Regions from separate parts of the Homo sapiens genome. Here all the other regions are linked to region 4. A link is a contact called in ENCODE Hi-C or POLR2A ChIA-PET data. All regions are on one chromosome and are shown on one strand. Each heading gives the region's core, a stretch centred on a gene start or an enhancer-like site at or near the end of the contact. The rest is flanking DNA. Distances are from core to core; before and after follow the strand shown. Region 1 holds the start of NUP42 (nucleoporin 42). Region 2 holds the start of HYCC1 (hyccin PI4KA lipid kinase complex subunit 1). Region 3 overlaps LOC105375199 (a long non-coding RNA gene). Region 4 overlaps OSBPL3 (oxysterol binding protein like 3).

Evidence for each region. Hi-C counts contacts between places; a loop is a spot of excess contacts on that map. ChIA-PET counts read pairs that join two places held with the same protein, here RNA polymerase II (POLR2A). Pooled maps may share reads with other maps.
Region 1: a loop to region 4 is called in a pooled map, with 2.7 times the contacts of the local background. The contact joins the promoter of NUP42 here to the enhancer-like site in region 4. A Hi-C loop is called at or near these places in 2 of 50 pooled maps. POLR2A ChIA-PET finds 5 or more read pairs at or near these places in 2 of 52 experiments (Caco-2 and PC-9).
Region 2: a pooled map shows a loop between it and region 4 (4-fold over the local background). The contact joins the promoter of HYCC1 here to the enhancer-like site in region 4. A Hi-C loop is called at or near these places in 1 of 37 single-sample maps with no recorded cell type and 3 of 50 pooled maps. POLR2A ChIA-PET finds 5 or more read pairs at or near these places in 1 of 52 experiments (WTC11).
Region 3: a map with no recorded cell type shows a loop between it and region 4 (12-fold over the local background). The contact joins two enhancer-like sites. A Hi-C loop is called at or near these places in 7 of 37 single-sample maps with no recorded cell type and 4 of 50 pooled maps.

The regions. Positions count from the first base shown.
Region 1 is chr7:23,179,970-23,183,558 of GRCh38, forward strand. It overlaps NUP42 (nucleoporin 42), which reads left to right and starts at 2,079. Exons shown (of 7, transcript NM_007342.3): 1 at 2,079-2,237. The coding sequence starts at 2,117. RefSeq lists enhancers at 1,674-2,273, 2,374-2,443.
Region 2 is chr7:23,012,308-23,015,467 of GRCh38, forward strand. HYCC1 (hyccin PI4KA lipid kinase complex subunit 1) reads right to left here and starts at 1,823. Exons shown (of 11, transcript NM_032581.4): 1 at 1,618-1,823. RefSeq lists enhancers at 525-1,206, 1,624-1,813, 1,974-2,153 and a silencer at 1,164-1,433.
Region 3 is chr7:25,966,813-25,970,368 of GRCh38, forward strand. The region is part of intron 6 of LOC105375199 (a long non-coding RNA gene); the gene reads right to left. Among named protein-coding and RNA genes, the nearest start is that of MIR148A, 19 kb to the left of the region's middle. RefSeq lists enhancers at 1,236-1,295, 1,746-2,185. Within about 2 kb of position 1,804, at least 5 of the 41 ENCODE cell types and tissues checked have a DNase peak (open chromatin) inside an H3K27ac peak, as active enhancers do.
Region 4 is chr7:24,964,262-24,967,373 of GRCh38, forward strand. The region is part of intron 1 of OSBPL3 (oxysterol binding protein like 3); the gene reads right to left. Among named protein-coding and RNA genes, the nearest start is that of OSBPL3, 14 kb to the right of the region's middle. RefSeq lists an enhancer at 1,916-2,075. Within about 2 kb of position 1,755, at least 11 of the 41 ENCODE cell types and tissues checked have a DNase peak (open chromatin) inside an H3K27ac peak, as active enhancers do; they include PC-9, where a contact is called at or near this core.

The DNA of each region.
Region 1 (3,589 bases), core at 829-3,328, 1.8 Mb before region 4:
TATACTTTCAAAGTACCTCCCCACAAAATTCTTATTAATAACAAAAAGGAAAAGAATAACTTTATGGTAGAGCAGCTTGGCAGACACCACCTTAAGCAAGTAATCCATTGAGCATTACAGGTAACAGGACAAATTGAAATTGTGCACAACCTGCAATGTGAAAACCGCAGCATCACTTCTGTGATAATCCTGACAAAGATGCATAATCTGAATCTAATCAAGAGAAAACATCAAACAGACCTGCACTAAGGAACCTCTACAGTATAAGCAGCCTGTAGTCTTTAATAGTGTCAAGGTCATGAAAAGGAAAAACAAAAAATCTTCCAAATTGAAGGAGACACAAGAAATATGACTAAGCAACAATGATTCCGAACTGAACCCTTTTCCTCTAAAGGACAATATTGGGACATTTGGCAAAACATAAATGGAGTCTAAGGATTAGAGAGTAGTAGTGCATCAGTATCAATGTCCTAATTTTGTTGGCTGTGTTGTGGTTATGTAGAATGCCCTGGTTTGTTTGTAGAAAATATACAATAAGTATTTGGATCATGGGGCATTAGGTCTGCAACATAGTCTCAAATGGTTCAGGAAAAAAGTTCTTTGTACTGTTATTTGTAACTTTTCCATAAATTTGTTTCAAAATAAATGAATTGCATTGATTAAAGAAAATAAAAAACTAGTTTGGACAAGTAGTTCCCGTCCTGTAGATTCTGCTGTCTTCAAAATCCAAACAAATTACATGAGCAAGAATGATGGCTCACTCCCAGCTCAATAATCCTAAAACCACCAGCACAAACCTGTAATCCAACAAAGTCAGATCTATTGACTTATTGCAATCAAGAAGACTGCACACCAGAGGAGCTGTGGTGTGTCTCACCGTACAAAATAAAAGGTAGTTATTGTATGTTTTGGCGGGGAGAGTGAAGTTTAGGTGAAATTTAAATGAAATCTCAAAGCATAGCTGTGTGTAAAGGCATTAACATCAGGTCTGGACGAGAATTGAATGTAGGGCATGTTTCCTTGGAAACTGCAAAGTTAAGAAAATACAGAATGTTTTCAGAACCGTTTATCTGAAGCTCTACACCTGGATAGAAATTGAGGCTGCTTCTCTGCGTCAAAGAGACTTAGATCCTCCAGGCAAGGATGGGACTTTTCACTCGTTCTGATATAATTTCAAATAGCAACGTTTATGTGGACTTGAAAGAACAAGGTTTCGGCCAGACGCGGTGGCTCACACCTGTAATCGCAGCACTTTGGGAGGCGGACGCGGGCGGATCACGAGGTCAGAAAATAGAGACCATCCTGGCTAACACGGTGAAACCGTGTCTACTAAAAATACAAAAAAATTAGCCGGGCGTGGTGGCGGGCACCTGTAGTCCCAGCTACTCGGGAGGCTGAGGCACGAGAACGGCATGAACCTTGGAGGCAGAGCTTGCCTCCAAGCTCTGCCACTGTACTCCAGCCTGGGCGACAGAGCGAGACTCCGTCTCAAAAAAAAAAAAAAAAAAGAAGAAATAACAAGGTTTCTCAGTGTGTAGTAAGAATGTACTTAAGTGGTAATACTTTTCCGTTGCAGCATGTCCTAAAAGAAACATTGTTTCCTCTTAACGTCGTCTGGCTTTATTTGACTCTGTTATCCATCCAGATGAAAGGCTAGGCAGTTTGTTACTTTCTCAGCCCAAGCTAAGTTTTACCGTCTCAGCAAGAACGACTCAGTCTCTCAAATCATAGCTAATTCTCCTCTGAGGGCCTTGCTGAAGTTCTGCGTTTGCTTGCTCCGCTTTCCTCTCATTTTGGACCTCCAGCCTTCCTGTAGTCCGAGGCCCTGCACCGGGGTCAAACGCGCCTCCGGTCTTCACGTAACCGTTCAAGCATCCCTCCTTCCCAGGACACACTCAAAGCGTCAGAGCGGTCCGCTCTTCTCAAGTCCTATTGGCTCAAGTCCATGCGTCTCATGGCACTGCCGGGTGAGAGGCGGAAAAAGGCCTTCCCAGGCGCGAGAAGATGACGTCACAGTAGCCCGGCCGGGCGCCGAGGTTGCCTTAGGGCTCTCTGCCCAGTAACAGGCATCGAACGGTGCAGACTGAAGACGCCCTCCGTCAGCGACGCCGTCGCAATGGCCATTTGTCAATTCTTCCTTCAAGGCCGGTGCCGCTTTGGAGATCGGTGCTGGAACGAACATCCCGGTGCTAGGGGTGCAGGAGGAGGACGGCAGCAACCGCAGCAGCAGCCTTCAGGTGACTCTCCTCTGAATCCTCCGCGGTAACCGAGCCGGGAAGGGTCCGCCGGCGGGGACCGGGCGTCCCGCGTGTTTCCCGCTGCTGGTGACCCCAACGTGCCCGCGTCGCGGCCTTGCCGGCCCTACTGGGCCCTGCACAACGTTTTTAAACCGAGGGTTTTATCTACATATTATTCATGTGGTCCGTTTTTATTGAGCTTCTGAGGACCTGGGTTTGGGCCTGGATGCTTGTGCGAAACTGAGTTTTTAAATCGGAAGTACCTATCGAAACTACCTTGTAGGTAAATGCCGGAATTGAATATAATTTTTACTAAGTTGTTTTTTCGAGGGTGAGGCTAGCAGCTTGGGTCAGAATCAGGACTTCATTTTGGAGAAGTCGTGGACTTCTTTGAAAAAATCTAATAAAACCGGCCGGGCGGTGGCTCACGCCTGTAATCCCAGCACTTTGGGAGGCCGAGGCGGGCGGATCACGAGGTCAGGAGTTTGAGACCAGCCTGACCAACATAGTGAAACACCGTCTTTACTAAAAATACCAAAAAAAAAAAAAAAAAAAAAAATAGCCGGGCGTGGTGGCGCGCGCCTGTAATCCCAGCTACTCATGAGGCTGAGACAGGAGAATCGCTTGAACCCGGGAGGTGGAGGTTGCAGTGGGCCGAGATCGTGCCACTGCACTCCAGCCTGGGCGACAGAGCGAGACTATCAAAAAAAAAAAAAGAAAGAAAGAAAAGAAAAAAAGAAAATCTAATAAAACCTATAGAGCCATACCGCAAAAATGCACCTGCTCATAAATTTGGGGTGAAATTGGGAATGTGGGACGCCCAGTTAAGGGCTATCCGGGAGGTGAGGAAAGGAGATGCGGGGGCCACGTTGATCTAGTCCCTGGGCCTAGATCATTGTCAAAGCTTTTTATCTTCAAGGAAAGGAGAGATTAGACATGAAACCTTAGAACAACACAAGATTTTTAAAGATCGGGTTAATAATTCGGTGCTGTCTCCCTTCCTTCCCCTCCTTTAGGGCTATTCATCTGACCTTTATTTTTTTATTTTATTTTGAGACGGAGTCTTGCTCTCTCAGTCAGGCGGCTCACTGCGACCTCCGCCTCCCAGGCTCAAGCGATTCTTATGCCTCAGTCTCCCGAGTAGCTGGGATTACGGGTGCCCGCCACCATGCCCTTGATAATTTTTGTATTTTTAGTAGAGACAGGGTTTTGCCATTTTGGCCATACCGGTCTCGAACTCGTGACCTAAGGTGATACTCCCGCTTCCGTCTTTCAAAGTGCTGGGATTACAGGCGTGAGCGACCGCGGCGGGCCTCATCTAACCTTTAAACCTTGTATTGCGTGATGGTTTC
Region 2 (3,160 bases), core at 573-3,072, 2.0 Mb before region 4:
ATTTCATAAAACAGAAATACAACAATGAAAGGAAGCAGAGCAAGGATAAACGCTGACCCAGCTAATGCCTTATCGGGTGTCTGTATCCAGGTACTGCTAATGCCGATGACTAAGAAGGTTTCTAATCCTTCTAATCCCTCATGGTAATTTCAATAAATCGAATAAGGATAAACGAGCCAAATCCAGAATTTGTTTCCTAAATATGTGATGCTTTTCCCCCTTGCCACTTGGTTTGATTGAACTGATTATTTGAATAGCTGACTTTGAAGCCACTATTGGCCAAGCAGATCTTAAATGTTTTTCCTTCCTTGTCTTTGCCTGCACTTCAAAAATATGGTGGTTTAGACTACTATTCATCCTGTAAACCTTAAAATGTATTCACCTAAAGAAAAAAAAATACTTGGAAATGTCGGGGGAGGTGGGGTGCCTGTGGATGTTAGCAGTAGAATGTTTTCATGGAAAACAAGCCTCCCAGTCTTTCTGACTTTATGGCAATAAGATTTGAAAGCTGAAAACCTCAAACTGTAAAGTGTTACATGAACCAAAGAGGTGGCCCACCTGCTCCAAAAACTACTGTGTGATCCAAGGATAAATAATTTGCAAAAGGTCAGCTTGGCCCTACTGCCTGTAGGGCAGTCTCTGAGATAAGAAGTAGCTGCCGGTGGAACAAATTCCCCCTACCTGAAGAGCGCCGCGGCTGCCAGGCTTGTGATAGTGTATTTCTCAGAGAGCAGATTCTGTGCAGTACTAAACCACTTAGGCAAAATTAAAATCTTTCAGGAATGTCTAAACTCACAAAGCACACATGTGCAAGCTGACGGGCAGACAGCAAATTTCGGGGAAGCGTACAAACTTGGGGGTGTTTTAATGCAACCATTTTCAGCCAAACCCCCGAGGATTCCCGAGTATGTTAAAATGAGCCTCAGGAGAGGAATAACTCATAGAAAGAAGGGGCAAGGGCTCAAGAAGAGATCTTCAGCGAAATAACCAAGGAAGGAAGCGTGGCTGCTGTCTGAACCTCTCCGCCCTGCAGGGGACCAAAGACCGACTCGGGCCAACGCTGCTCTCCAGGGGGCGAGGGCGGGGGGTCGACAGTGACCATTGTGGCCACCAGACCGGACGGACAGTGGCGGCCTCGCCGAAGTAGAGGGCGCGAGTGGGAGAGGAGGCAGAGGCCAGAGCATCCGCCGCGGCAGGGAGGGGACGGGGGGCTCCCGCCCCAGGCCCACCCGGCAGAGGGGCGGCCGGTGGGGCCGAGGCGGCGGCACCCGGGTCACAGCAGGAGGCTGGACTGCTCCTCGCCGGGAAGGAAAGACCCGAGTCGCGCGCACAAAGCTGCCGCCCTCCAGGCAGCGGGCAGGCTGCGCCCAACTTCGGGGCGAGCAGCGCCGGCCGCAGCCCACCCGCCCGCCAGCCGCCCCCAGCGCCCCGCGCCGCCTCGCACCCACCCATGGCGCCTCGCGCGGGAGCCGTTACCCCCAGTGGAGCCGCGGCCCCAGGGACAAAGTCCCGGTCCTGTCCTCGCCGCCGCCTCGCCCCGGCTCCTCCCTGACAAAAAAAAGTTATCCGTTGCCGGACGCCCTGGGGGCCCGGCGTGGGTCTCTCGGCTGGACTCACCAGGGCGGCTGCCGGAGCTCCACCTGCAGGACCTCGACTCGTGAGGCTCTCAGCGACAGCGACGGAGGCTGCTCTGCTTCCTCCCGAGTAGCAGCACCACCTGCTCCCCTTCTTCCTAGCAGAACGGGTCCCGGTGAGCCATCTTCCCCCTCCTCTCACTGACTGACAACCCAGCCGGGAGAGCCACCACTGCCGCCAGCCTCTCTGACAGGCACGACCAGGGACCCGTCCTCAAGCAGCCAACCACCACCGCCCCACGCCAGTTCAGCCTATCGCCGTCCTCCGGGGCGGGATCAGAACAACTTCTCCACCAATGAGAATCTTCTTCTGCTGGGCCTGGGGCGGAGCCATGAGGCGCCTTGAGTGGGCGTGGTCTGAGCAATGGGCGTGATCCGGGCGTCCGAGGGAAGTTGATTGACTGTAAGGTTTGCGGTGGCCGCTAGGCGATGACAATCAGCGAAGGTCTCTTAGATTCTGAGCCGTTAGGGCTTATGGCCTTCTCAGAAAAAAATAAACCTTACCGGATGATGTGAAGGGTATCAATTTGTTTCTCTTTTGTGAGAAAAGAGAAACAAATTGATAATTTACTAGTCAGTAGGATTTACTTCCCTGTAATTAAATTCACAAGAATTTATCAAAATCTTATCAAATCCCGGGAGGAAAAAAAAATTACGTTTTTGCAAAATGGAAATACAAACTTCCCCCTCACTACATCATTGCTTTTGGGCTTAGCCTGGAAAAAGTCAAATACGATGCCTCAGTTTTCTTTCCATGGGGGTTGTTTTTATTTTTTCCATCATTCCTCCCTACTTTTTCTCTGAACATATACTAAATGTTTTGTATAATAACTGGAACCCGAGAACACCTGAACCTGCGCCTGCAGACAGTACTGCTGTTTTTGACCTTGTAAACCTCTCCTACCACATCCTTCTCAAGACTGGTCAGGATTAATTAGAAGAAAAACTGACCTCCACCCTAGAAGACAGGAAGTTCATTCTAGCTTTACACTAGAAATGGGCAGGATTTCTCCAGAAACACTAAGTGAACTTTTCAAACATGCTGAACTCATAAATAACAAGCACATAAATAAGAAGATATATTACTTGATATCAAAAGGGTATCAAGCAAACAATTTCAGGTAATTATTAGGGCAGATTGCTAAAACAGATAGGATCCCCCTCCAAAGGGAGGATCAGATTAATGAGTAAATAATAACAAACTACAGTGATAAGGACAATAGAGATTGGTTCAATGAGCAATGGAAACAGAGGACAAGAAATGACTGTTTAGGAAAGTCAGCGAACTCCACAAGGAAGGTAATGTTTGAGTTGGATCTTAAAAGGTAAATGGGAGTTTGCCAGAGAAGAAAGTCAAAGGGTATTTCAGAAAGGGAGAACACCATGTTCAAAGGCATGGAGCTGTGAAAGGGCACAGAGCCATTGTGGAATGTTGAGAAGGTAGATGGGGTTAAATGATGAGGAACGGCCAAAAATTGGGCTGGAGCAAAAGGTTGAGGTGAGATTGTAAAAGACCTCACAAGCTA
Region 3 (3,556 bases), core at 554-3,053, 1.0 Mb after region 4:
AGACAAGAAGTCTCTAAGATGACCTCCAATTATCAACACCTCCTGGTATTCATACCCTTGTGTAGTGTCTTCTTGAATATGGGCTGGCCTTATTATTAACTTCACTTGTAGCAAATAGAATACAGAAAAAGAGATCAGATGCCACTTCCAAGATTGGGCTATAAAAAGGCAGTGGTTTCTGTCTCGGGCTTTCTCTCCCCTTCTCCCTTTCTATAACCGCTTGCCTTGGTGGAAGCTAGCTGCCACATCACAAGGGTGTCCTGCAGAGAGGCCACATAGCAAGGGGCTGAGGACCACCAAGCAAGTGATCTTGGGGATGAAGCCCCCTCACAAGTCATGCTTTCAGATAAGACCAAAACCCTTACCAACAGCTTGACTGCATGAGACAACTTGAGCCAGAGGTGCCCAGCTAGGCTGTGCCCAGATTCCTTACTTACAGGACCTGTGAGCTCTTAAATGCTTATTGCCTAGGTTTTAGAGTAATTTGTTATGCAGCAATAAATAACTAATTGGAAGGAAGGAAGGAAAAAGGGAGGGAACAAGGGAAGAAGAGAGGGAAGGAAGGGAAGAAGGCAGGAATAACCATGTCTGCCATAATCTAGCCAGGGAACAGAAACCACTCTGAGTATTTTGGTTGCTCAGGAGACAACAAAGCTGAGCAGTTACTAGGAGACGGTGACATAACCCAGAGATGAGCAGGGACAGGAAGCTATACTGCCCCTAAAGTGGAGGATCAAAGGAGGAAGCAGTGTTACCAGAAGCCAGAAGAAGCCAGGTCACCCTGCAGAAGCTGGAACCACAGGGGCCTGATTGGTAGGAGCTGGAGCTGTAGATGCCATTCAAGACAGGGAAGGGCAAGGAGAAACATTGTGGCTTCTCTCTTCTTCTCACCATGCAGTTCCCATTGGTGCCTTCCATTGGCCAAACCCAGCCAGAAAGCAGCTGACACCGGATCCTAAGAAATAGCCCACAAGGGCCAGCCTCCTGCATTACACAGCACAGCTGGGAAGGAATGGCCTCACAGGCCAGGCCTGGCACACTAGCTAACTAGCTAAAGAGAAGGGAAAATATCTATTGCCAGTCCTCAGCAGATTCAGCCAGAAGGGACTGCTTATTAGCTCTGTGAACAAGGACCATTCACAATCTGCATGAAAACTCAAATTATGAGATGACAAAAATAACTACCAATCAACAGTACCCCTTGATAAACCACAAGGTAAATCATGACACTTGCCAAATGAGTCCTCCAGAGATGGGAGGGAACACGACGGCCTGGGACTGGCTGGGTTTGGGAACTGGAGAGAAGGAAGATCAGGTTGAAGTCAGGGCTCCTGGGTCCCAAGGGAAGAGGAGGTGACAGAACCCATGTCAGAGGGAGCAGAGCAAAGGAGTGAGGCTAGCCAGCGCGGGCGCCACGTGCGGAGACACACAGGTGTTCCACTGGGTCCAACACTAGGTCTTCACAGTCAAAAGAGAACTGAAACGTGAGGGTAAAGGGAGGGTAGCCGGTATGAGTGACTGGTGATCTAGGCAGGAAGCCAGGCTGCAGGGCATTTAATGAGTGGGTGCAATCACGTGGTAGAGTTTGACAGTGAATGGAAAGACAAAAACAAGCTTGCGGCATGGCAGGTTCCCGCCAAGGATCTGGTTTGAAAACAGAGGAAGAGAAGGTAGAAACTAACACCAAAGGCTAAGAACCTGCACAGTAAATTGCCTATCAGTCTTCCTCATAGCCTGCAAGCTACTTGAGGGAGGGATTTGCAGCACATGTGTCTCACTCAGTTTTCTGAGGGCCTTGGATAGTGTCTGGCCCATAGTAGGTGCTCAATGCATGGCTGTGAGATGAATGAGTGAGCCAAAGTGAAACCACAGAACGTCATGAGGGCAGGAGAACGAGGCAGAACCCACGGAAGATGCTCTCAAGTGATGTGGCGGCGTGGTGGCCTGCTGGAAAACCCCAGCGGCGGCCAGACCCGTGTGGGCAGCTGCAGTCAGAAAATGAGATGGTTCTTTCTGAGCAAATATGCAGTTATAAATAGCACAGGCTACGCAAATCGCCACAGCTGCATGGCAAAGGACTAGAGGGTGCGCTCAGCACAGAGGACGTTCCCGGCCACCAAATTCCTTCTGAACTATCCCCGCCATCAGCAGGGGCTGCTGCCCAGAGGGGAGACCCATGCCACGAGAGAGGTCAGCATTGCCTTACGTCTTTATAAGGCTGCTCCTAAGGGACTTGCCCTGAAGAGCCTTATGCTTCAAAGCCCACTCACCTGTAAAAGTGTCCCAACCACTGAGCTGGTTCCACAAAGGCATTAAGAAATTACCACTATGGGCTGGGCACGGTGGTTCATGCCTGTAATCCCAGCACTCTGGGAAGCCAAGGCGGATGGATCACCTGAGGTCAGGAGTTTGAGACCAGCCTGGCCAATATGGTGTAACCCCGTCTCTACTAAAAATACAAAAATTAGCTGGCCGTTGTGGCGCACACCTGTAATCCCAGCTACTCGGAGGCTGAGGCAGGAGAATTGGTTGGCCCCAGGAGGCAGAGGTTGCAGTGAGCCAAGATCACACCATTGCACTCCAGCCTGGGCGACAAGAGTAAAACTCAGTCTCAAAACAAAAACAAAAACAAAAACAAAACAAAACAAAACAAAAAAATACACTATGTCAAGTTATTAGGTAACCCATAACATCCTTTGTTTTAACATAGCCTTGCCAAGGGCCGGGCACAGTGGCTCACGCCTGTAATCCTAACACTTTGGGAGGCTGAGGCGGGCAGATCACTTGAGGTCAGGAGTTCGAGACCAGTCTGGCCAATATGGTGAGACCCTGTCTCTACTAAAAATAAAAAAATTAGCCAGGCGTGGTGGTGGGTGCGTGTAGTCCCATCTACTTGGGTAGCTGAGGAACGAGAATTGCTTGAACCTGGGAGGTGGAGGTTGCAGTGAGCTGAGTGAGATCATGCCACTGCACTCCAGACTCGAGATACAGTGAGACTCTGTCTCCAAAATATATATACATGTACTTCTCTAAATTAAATATTGAAATAAATTTTAAAATGCCCGGTTCATGTAGTTATAATAATAATACTAATAACAACAACTACTGCTACTACTACTACTAACATGTGTTGAACATGAACTAAGTTCCAGAAACCATGCTAAGCTACAAAACGGTGGACACACTCCCCTTGCACACCCTGTGGTAATTCAGTCCACACTCAGAAACTGCTGTTGGTTCAATGTTATTTATATTTATTTATTCTGCACCTTCTCCCAAAGACTTGAGGTGATCTGCAAGAATACATACATCAAAATAAGGTTTTTTTGTGTGTACAGGTCGAGTATCCCTAGTCTGAAAATCTGACATTTTTTGAATGCTGACACAATGCCACAAGTGGAAAATTCCACACCTAACCTCATGTGATGGGTCACAGTCAAAATGCAGTCAAATCTTTGTTTTATGCATGAAATTATTTAAAATACTATATAAAATTACCTTCAGGCTATGTGCATACGTGTATATTAAACATAAATAAATATCATGTTTAGGCTCG
Region 4 (3,112 bases), core at 505-3,004:
AGAGTATAGTATGGAAAGGCGAAGAAAAAATAACCATATGGTAGAGAAGCCTGACAAACACTACCTCAACCAGATGAGCAAGGTCAACATAACCAAAACTATAAATCATGCTGCTAACATATACTCTTGATATGATGTAATGAGAATGGCATTTTACCTCTGTAATCTTCTTCCCCAAAACCCATAACCCCAGTCCAATACAAGAAAATCATCAGACAAATCCCAGTGGAGACATACTCTACAAAATACTTTACCACTACTCCTCAAAGCTCTCGAGGTCATCAAACACAAGGAAAGCCTGAGAAACTATTACAGCCAAGAGGAATCTAAGGAGACATGGCAACCAAGATAATGTAGAACCCCACATGGAGTCCTGGAACGGCAAAAGGACACTAAGGAAAAGCTAAGGAAATCTGAATGAAGTATAGATTTTAGTTATTAATACTGCAACAGTACTGGTCTATTAATTGTGACAAAAGTATACTAAGGTAAGATATTGACAATGGGAAAACCACTTGGGGCATATGGGAATTTTTTGTACTATCTTCACATCTTTTCTCTACCTCTAAAACTATTCTAAACTTAAAAGTTGTTTTGTGTTGGGGGCTGTGATTAAAATAAGTAAAGTTGGACAAACATTGAGCAATACCTAAGCAGATGATCTCTAAGCTTTTTACTAGCTTTAAAGGCAATGTTTTGGGAAGTATTTTTAATAGGCATGTTGTATTAATTAATTATTGTGCTTTTCTTATTATTTGTAATTGAGACTACTGGGCCACTAAAGTGCATGAGTTCAGAAGTAGTTAGGGAAGTTATGGAAACCATTCATTCATTTATTCAACAATAAGTATGTGCTCTGTATTATGTCTTCAAAAAATATTTACTGTTAATGCATGAGCGAAAGGATTCTACATCTCCCTAATTTTGTTTTGTCTCAAAATCATTTGAATAAAATGTAGTATTTTCCAAGGAAAAAAGACAATGTAGAAGGAGCAATAAATCTACAGTAAGAAAATCTAGATATAAGTATGAGCTCAACTATTTTTGCCCCTAGGGTAAGTCAGTCATCTGTCTTCAATCTTATTTTCCTTAGTCGTCCAACAAGGTTAATAAATCCCCTGCCTACCTCACAGGGTTATTTTGTTGTGAGAAGAAACATATATTAAAGTGATTTACAAATGTGGAAGTGTTATATAAAATAAGGGGGTTATGACAATCTAATGATAACCAGAATTCTCTGGTTCTTCTCGGAATCAGAATGGACTCCAGGCTGGTTAAGACTTGGTCTTCTGCCTGCTGAACCAATGCTTGGATTTGCTAAGGGGTCCATGAACCAGAGTCAGTATCTCCTAATAACTTATTAGAATTGTAGAATCTCAGGTCCCATTAAATCAGAAACCCACTAAATCAGAAACTGTGGGGGTGGGGCCCAGCAATCTGTTTTATTAAATAATTAATTTGTTTGTTTTTGTGGAGACTGAGTCTCAGTATTCTAACCAGGCTGGTTTTGAACTCCTAACCTCAAGCAATCCTCCCACCTCAGCCTCCCAAAGTGTTGGGATTACAGGCATTAGCCACTGCGACGGACTCAACTCAAGTGTTTTACCAGTCCCTCCAGGACACTCTGACACTGCTGAGGTTTAGAACCACTTCCCTCAAGGGTGTGTCCCATTCATGTGGCCCCACCCCTCCAGCTGGCTCCCTGTCCAGCCAGAATGTTGTCTTGCCCTTGTTTCCTCCAAACCCCCTTCACATCCATTGACACCTGGCTAAGTCTCACACAAGTCATCTGAGAGAGAGGAGAAACAGTACTGTTAAAAGGATGTGGGAGGTCCATGACTTGCTAAACCTCAGCCTGAGTTAACTAGCTACAGCAAGACCCACAGATCTCGCTTCCTACAACATGGGTATTTTCCCCAGACTGGGAAGTTCTTAGCCGCGAAGAGAAATCCAGCACCTGCGGAGACCACACACTGCACATTTTACAAAAGAAACCAAACTCCCACATCCTGTCCTTCTGACCCCTAGCATCTGTCAGACAAAGGTGTCTTATCTGTGGGTCAGAAAAGGCAGTCATCTAATATAAAGATCTATCTACACCTAGCTACACACACCCAGGAAAATAAGACCTCTGGATGCCACAAACAAGTGGGGCTTCCAGGCCCTTAATCAAGGAACAAATGATGCAGAACTCAAAGTAACAAACAAGCTGGAATGTTATTTTGCCCCACGCGATCAAAGACTAGAAAAACAGGAATTACAAGTCAGAAGTATGATGCATTGGCAGGTGTGCATGAAGAAGGCCAGGCAGTCCTTTTTCTGAGCCATGTTTAGGCCAAAGTCTTTCCTTTTTGACACCCTATTATTGGTATCATTCCTTAATGACACACACACAAAACAAAATTAAAGAAGACACTGGCCCAGAGAAAGACTGAGCTGAAAACCTAATTAGGGTGGAGTTTTACACTATGTTTGTGTATATGTATGTTTATAAGGTAAAAGAACTGCTAGTACAAACACAACGCCTCTCTAAAGAGGCTGGGCTTGTTGTGCCTCATGAGGCTGATCATTATTTCCCAGGCAAAATTCATATATAAATCACATACATACAAATTTATGTCAACAAATAATCATTTTTTTATTTACCGCCACTTTGCTTATTCCCCATTCACAGTCTTCTGGAAAATATATGAAAAACATCCCCTAAGTGACTAATACATAAGATAAGCAATACACTGCCACACAGGCAAATTCAGCTTAAGAGACTGAATTTGCATGAGCCATCACAATGCCTGTTTGCAGACACTCTAAATCTGTATTCACAGGTCATCTACATTATCTCAAATTTTTATGGTAATTTTTCCTGTTTCCTATCATCCCTCCTTCCCACAGTGTACACACAGAAATCTTCCAATCATACAACATTTAATTTTTGTATTTGACTACCAGTTGAACTGATTAACACATATTCCCTTGCTCAAAACATTCTGTGGCTCTCCAATGGCCAGAGGATGAAGTAGCCATGCACCACCCTTGGGTTCCCATGAATTCTTACCCTACAGCTGCAAGGGATAACACTGTTTTCACCTTTGCTCATCACTCCCCTCTACCT